Regions from separate parts of the Homo sapiens genome. Here region 1 is linked to region 2. The links are chromatin contacts, found by Hi-C or POLR2A ChIA-PET in ENCODE. All regions are on one chromosome and are shown on one strand. The core of a region is the stretch at or near the end of the contact, and the rest is flanking DNA. Distances in the headings are between cores, read along the strand shown. Region 1 holds the start of RFXANK (regulatory factor X associated ankyrin containing protein). Region 2 holds the start of RFX1 (regulatory factor X1).

Region 1 (3,361 bases), core at 327-2,826, 5.2 Mb after region 2:
GGAGGCTGAGGCAGGAGAAACACTTGAACCCGGGAGGCGGAGGTTGCCGTGAGCCATGATCACGCCATTGCACTCCAGCCTTGGCAACAAGAGCAAAACTCCGTCTCAAATAAAAAAAAAGAAGAAGAAAGGTGAGCATAACAGACAAGGCACGGTGGCTCATGCCTCATACTCATGCCCTCCGTTATCCATGGTTCCCGAATCTGTGGATTCAACCAACCGTGGATGGAAAATAGGAAAAAAAAAATTCCACAAAGTTTCAAAAAGCAAAACTTCAATCTGCCCTACACGAAGCACTTCTTTGAATCCATGTGAATGAAGTGATGTGTAGGCCTGTATTATGTATTCTAGATGTGAGTAATCTAGGGTGATTTAAAGTATAGGGGATTAGCTGGGTGCAGTGGTTCACACCTGTAATCCCAGCACTTTGGGAGGCCAAGGTGGGTGGATCACTCGAGGTCAGGAGTTCGAGACTAGCCTGAGCAACAAGGTGAAACCCCGTCTCTACTAAAAATACAAAAAAATTAGCTGGGCATGGGGGTGTGTGCCTGTAATCCTAGCTACTCAGGGGGCTGAGGTTGCAGTGAGCTGAGATCCCCCCACGGCACTCCAGCCTGGGTGACAGAGCGAGACTCCGTCAAAAAAAAAAAAAATTAAAGAATTAGCCTGATGTGGTGGTGTGCACTTGTAGTCCCAGCTACTGGAGAAGCTGAGGCAAGAGGATCGCCCGCGCCAGAGAGATCGAGGCTACAGTGAGCCATGATCGCGCCACCGCACCCCAGCCTGGGCGACAGTGTGATACCTTGTCTCAAAAAAAAAAAAAAAAAAGGAAACAAGACGCACAGCGATTACTACGCCCCGGGGATTCTTCCAATGCATTACAAATATCAGGTTGTTGAGTTTTTTTTTTTTAGACAGGGTCTCACTTGTCACCCAGGCTGGGGGTGCAGTGGCACGACCGTAGCCCACTGCAGTGCAGCCTTGACCTCCCGGGCTCAAGCAATCCTCCCACCTTAGCCGCCCAAGTAGCTGGGACCACAGGCGTGCGCCACCACGCCCGGCTAATTTTTGTATTTTTTTAGAGACGAGATCTCACTATGTCACCTAGGCTGGTCTCGGGCTCAAGCGATCCTCCCGCCTAGGCCTCCCAAAGTGCTGGGATTACAAAGCCACCACTCCCAGCCTCAGCTACTGAATTCTTGAAACAATCCTGGGGGGACCGGTAATTAAAGCAGACACGGAGCCTTTCTACAGGTTTCAAAACTAGTCAGCGGCAGAGCTGGGATTGGACGGCAGTTCAATCACTGCTCCTCGCACGGTCCCTCCGCGCCCGGCCTTTGTCAGGCCGCCCCTCCACAAGTTACCGGCCCCCTCTGTCCCGCCCGCAGGCCCGCACCACCTTTCTTCCCCTTGAGCTGCATCTCCGGCTCCTCCATAGCGACCGCGGCCGAGCGAACCGGGAAACGGCACCGGAAGCCCGGAGGTTGGGACGCCCGCCTAAGCCTTCCCTGCTGAAACCGGACGCCGCACGGCTCCTGTTCCGGTGTCAGAGGGCCCGCCCTCCCCGCTCCTCAGTCTTTGCGGACAAGAAAGGGGCTGTGTGAGACGCAGGGAAGGAGGCACACCCGGGGGTGGCGCAGTGAGGAGGGGGCGCGACGGCCAGGAGGCTGGTGGAGCGACACCCAGGCAGGAGAGGGGGAAGAACTCTCTCCCTTTCTGAACCCCCTTTTCCTTGAGAGACGAGTTGGGGGAGTCCTCCACGCATTACCCACTCGGGCCGCAAAAACTCCCTTCTTTAGCCCTCTGCCCCCGCCCTTGCTTATAAGCCTTTGAGACCGCAGAAGGGACCTTGTTGTGGAACGGGACGGCCAAGGTACGCTGCCCCTTTAAGTTCCAGACGCCCCGCGTACTTCCCCTACTTCTTCTTCTTGAGATAGCCCCGCCCATCTACCCGAAGCCGGAGCCAATTGGCTCCCTCTGGAAAAATCTGTGGGCAGGGTAAAGGTGAGCGGGCGCAGGCGTAGTGAAATTCTCAGAGCCCTTTAGGCCCCGCCCATTCCCTCCGAGTCGGTGAGGAGGGGAAAAGAAGGCGCAGGCGCAACTGCCCTCCCAGGACCCCAGCGGAACCCACGCCCTCCCCTAAGTCTTAAAGGGCCAGAGGCAGCACTTACTGCCCGGGCCCTTCCTCACTTTTGGGGGGCGGGGGTGCGCAAGCGCAGTGGGGGAGCTCTGGGGTGGGGGTAGCGGTCGAGTATCAAGTTGCTTTCTGTCCCGGCAGAGGAAGCCAGATCGCTGAGGGTCCGGTCTCCAGTTTGCCTCCTGCTATATCCATTGGAAGAGAAAAGTTTGTGACTTGGGCCCCCAAGTTTTGAGAGAACTGGGCTTTCGGCGCGGGGGGACAGAGGAGGCTCGTGGGGAGGTGAGTGGACCTCCTGGATCGATTTAGGAGGCTCGGGTGGGACTGGGACCAATCGCACCTTTGTTGAGCCGTCACTCATTATGGGGAGCCCCTCCCAACAACCATAGCGAATATTTATTGAGCTCCACGCTTAGCAGATCCCCCGATAAGCTATGTACAGACATAATTCGTTGTAGGTCTCATTTCCACATTTTGTCGTGGAGGAAACTGAGGCTCAAAGGTTAAGTCACGTGCCCAAGTTCTCACGGCCTATAAATTGAGGGATTCGAACCCAGACAGCTGACCCCAGAGCCCCGGCTTTTTTTTCCTTTCTTTTTTTTTTTTTTTTTTTTTTTTGAGACAGAGTCTTGCTCTGTCGCCCCAGCTACAGTGCAGTGGTGCGATCTCTGCTCACCGCAACCTCCACCTCCCGAGTTCAAGCAATTCTGCCTCAGCCTCCCGAGTAGCTGGGATCACAGGCGCCCGCCACCGCGCTTGGCTAATTTTTGTATTTTTAGTACAGATGGGGTTTCACCATGGTGGCCAGCCTGGTCTCGAACTCCTGACCTCATGATCCACCCTCCTCGGCCTCCCAAAGTGCTGGGATTACAGCCGTGAGCCACTGTGCCCTGCCAGAGCCCAGGCTCTTAAACATTGCACATTGTAGGTGCTTTGGTGGTGGGGAATGGTAGACCTCGAAAGCAGTTGGACTCTGGTTTTCATTTCCCTGGCTCTGGTAATTAACCTGGACCTCAGTTTACCCACCCTCACAGTGCAAGGCTAGGTATGCAGTCGGTGCCTACTTTATTATAACTGTTGATAATTATTGTCATCTCTCCCCTTCTGACACCTCCGCCAGCTTTCCCCATGGAGCTTACCCAGCCTGCAGAAGACCTCATCCAGACCCAGCAGACCCCTGCCTCAGAACTTGGGGACCCTGAAGACCCCGGAGAGGAGGCTGCA
Region 2 (3,141 bases), core at 209-2,708:
TGGCAGGATATTGTCACCCTAAAAAGCAGTGGCAAAGATTCTCCTCTCACAAACATGGATAGCTTCCCCTTCCCTCTGACCGCTCCTGCCCACGTGGCCCTAGAGGCTGGGACCTTGTCAGTGACATGTGACTCGGTTGACACTCGTTTGACACAAAAACATGTGTCTGGCCAAGAGAAGCGGGTTTAAAAAATCTAAGAAACTTCCTCAGGCTTCATTTGCTCCCCCATTCCCAGTAGGGGAGACCTCGATGGGCAGGACCCAGAAACGTTCCATCTCCAGGAACAAACCCCCGCAACCTCAAACCAGGAAACATCAGGTCTCAAACAGCAGCCCAGAGAAAAGCACTCAGGTTTCTGTTCCTCTAAAGCATTCCCTCATGGTCACTCCTCCCTACCATGGACTTTGATTTCTGCAAACCAGATCCTCCACGCTAAAGCCAAATCGACTCCTAGCTCCTCCATGAAACTTTGCTTCCTCTTTGCTTCCTCCCAGAGAGAAGGTGGCAGGTTTAGGAGTGGGCTGCAGTGTTGAAATCAGGACTAGCTGACAGTTATTTTATCAAACCACATTCAGAAACGGTAGATACGAGGAAAAGGTTCAAAGATAAGCCGTAAGTAAAATTCCTGGAAGGAATGAGGAGTCCCGGTACTGCAGGAAAAGGGCGATGTCAATGATTCTCCCCATTTTACAGGATGGAAAACTGAGGCCTCAGATGGACAGGCACTTGTCCAAGTTCTGAGTCCTGGGACAACTGCAAAGCTCTTAAGGAAGAAGGGAGTCGCTTAAGGATCTGGAAGGCGGACCGGGTGGTGGCTGCCCACCCTGGTTCCCGAGGTGGAGGTTGGGGAGACCCAGCCGGCCCCGCCCATACCTTCCCTCCTGGTCCCGCCCACCCACCTTGGCCCCGCCTCGTACCTCCCTCGCTCCCATTGGCCCAGCCTCCCCAGGCCCGCCCCTTCGCGCTCCCGACATATAAAAGCCCCCCGCCCCGGCCTGCCGACCTCCACTCGCCGCGGGCCTGCGAGCGCCCGCCCCTCGCGGGGGCCGGGCCGCGGGGACGGGGGCGGGTGGTGTCGTTCCAGCCGGGCCCCGGCCCCCTCCCCCACGGTCCAGACAGTCGCCGCCGCCATTTTGACCGCCCGCCCCTTCCCCCCGGACTGTGATTACAGAGACACCTACTGCCCCGGCCCCGCCGCCCACCCCGGCCCGGCCAGCCACCCCGGGGCCGCCCTGGTTACCTCCGCTTCTCCCCACTTCTGTCTGCGGAAACGCTTTTCGGAGGTCTCGGAGTCGATGTTGGGAAGGGGACGGGACGTGCTGGGGTCCCCGGGCCGGGCCTGGGGGGTGGGGGTGGGGGTCGGCCGGGCGGTTGTTGTTGTTGACTCGCGTTGCCGGGTTGCTTGGTCGCCACGACTACCGTGGCTATGGCGCCTCCGTTTCCCTCACCGGGGCAACTGTTGCTACCCACCCTAGTTACGTCACGCGCGGGGGCGGGGCCCGGGGTGATTGGCGGCGGCCGGAGAAGTGATTGGACGGCGCCAGGCCTTGCAGCTAAACTATTAGTTCCGATGCACGCTTTTCAACACCCTCTGGACTTCCCGGCGATCTGATTTATCAGTATGAATGTCCATCAAAAGAAACTGAACCCTCAAAGGCAGCCGGGCCCGTCACTCCGGCAGGGAAGCAGCTGGTTAAGAATAAAGGGGTAGGACTCGTGAGGACGGGATTGGTTTGCCGATGTAAAACCGGCCTCCTGGTTCGACTAAAGGGACGTCAATCTACCAAAGGTTTGCCGCGCTCTCTGGCTGGAGGCCGTGCGCATGCTCGGCACGCAAGGCCGATTGGGAGTTGTAGTCCGCTCTTGCGTACACTTTACATGTCTTACCAAATTAAAAAGGCGAGAAAGGAAGACTCCGCTCCAGACTTCTCTCTCGCTCGGTGGGCCAGTTTCTGGCTTCTTGCGCTGACGTCAGGGGAGGAATGCAGTGACGCAGCGCAGCCCCTCTGTGACGACAGCGGCGAAGGCCGGACTCGGGATTCGATGACGTCACTGGGCGCGCGTCCCCCTTCCCCACTGCCCATGGCCCCGTCGGGGTTGGGTGGAAGCGGGAGGCCGCGGCGGGGTTCGATCCCAGCTCCCACCCGCTGGGGTGACATCCTCCTCCGCCCAAGCCGGCCAGACAGCGCGGCCGCCGCGCCTTCTCCCGCCTCCCGGTCCCCTCCAGCCGGAAAAGGTCACCGCTGCCGGGGTGACCGCGGCTATCTCTGCCCCGCAGGCGGTGCGGCCGCCTTGGGAAAGGTCTCTGCAAGGCGGGGGACTTCATTCGCGGCTTCAACCGCGGTAGATAAGCAAAGGTCAGCCCCGACCCAGCCCAGGGAGCTTGGTCCGCCCAGGAGAGCTCACCACAACCCCCGCCACACACACACACCTCCCACACATACGCTCCTCTGTGCCTCAGTTTCCTCAAGGGACTGTCTGGGTGCTGCAGGACGAGAAGAGACAGAAACAGGGCCCGGACTAGGGTGAACATCTTGGGAGCAAAAACTCAGTCATCAAGATAAATAATCTTCTAATTCAATATTTGTTAAATATCCAAATTAATGGGAAAAAATAAATCTATGATGAACAAAACATCACAATTTTAAATAAAGACAGGATCCGCCAACACAGGGATTAAGGTGAGATGCGTTATGCAAGCTCAGGGTCAGATCTTGTGTTTAAAATAAATTTATTATTATTATTTTTTGAGACGGAGTCTCACTCTGTCGCTGAGGCTGGAGTGCAGTGGCGCAATCTCGGCTCACTGCAAGCTCCGCCTCCCAGGTTCACGCCATTCTCCTGCCTCAGCCTCCCGAGTAGCTGGGACTACAGGTGCTCGCCACCACGCCCGGCTAATTTTTTGTATATTTAGTAGAGACGGGGTTTCACCGTGTTAGCCAGGATGGTCTCGATCTCCTGACCTCGTGATCCGCCCGCCTCGGCCTCCCAAAGTGCTGGGGTTACAGGCGTGAGCCACCACGCCCGGCCTACTTTTTATGTTTTAAATGTCAATTATCTTATGACTGAGCTCTTTGGCCTTCTCTTAAATTTTGCATTCTCATCCCAGGTAGGCCCTAGAACAGCAAGGGGAAAAGAAA

What was found. Hi-C counts contacts between places; a loop is a spot of excess contacts on that map. ChIA-PET counts read pairs that join two places held with the same protein, here RNA polymerase II (POLR2A). Pooled maps may share reads with other maps.
Region 1: a pooled map shows a loop between it and region 2 (9-fold over the local background). The contact joins the promoter of RFXANK here to the promoter of RFX1 in region 2. A Hi-C loop is called at or near these places in 2 of 50 pooled maps. POLR2A ChIA-PET finds 5 or more read pairs at or near these places in 2 of 52 experiments (GM12878 and OCI-LY7).

The regions. Positions count from the first base shown.
Region 1 is chr19:19,190,682-19,194,042 of GRCh38, forward strand. It overlaps RFXANK (regulatory factor X associated ankyrin containing protein), which reads left to right and starts at 1,577. Exons shown (of 10, transcript NM_003721.4): 1 at 1,577-1,873; 2 at 2,279-2,419; 3 at 3,258-3,361. The coding sequence starts at 3,266. BORCS8-MEF2B (BORCS8-MEF2B readthrough) reads right to left here and starts at 1,471. Exons shown (of 12, transcript NR_027308.2): 1 at 1,400-1,471. BORCS8 (BLOC-1 related complex subunit 8) reads right to left here and starts at 1,471. Exons shown (of 6, transcript NM_001145784.2): 1 at 1,400-1,471. The coding sequence starts at 1,436. RefSeq lists an enhancer at 2,354-2,443.
Region 2 is chr19:14,004,862-14,008,002 of GRCh38, forward strand. RFX1 (regulatory factor X1) reads right to left here and starts at 1,459. Exons shown (of 21, transcript NM_002918.5): 1 at 1,242-1,459. RefSeq lists enhancers at 685-1,213, 1,214-1,741, 1,742-2,269 and silencers at 881-1,260, 1,311-1,490.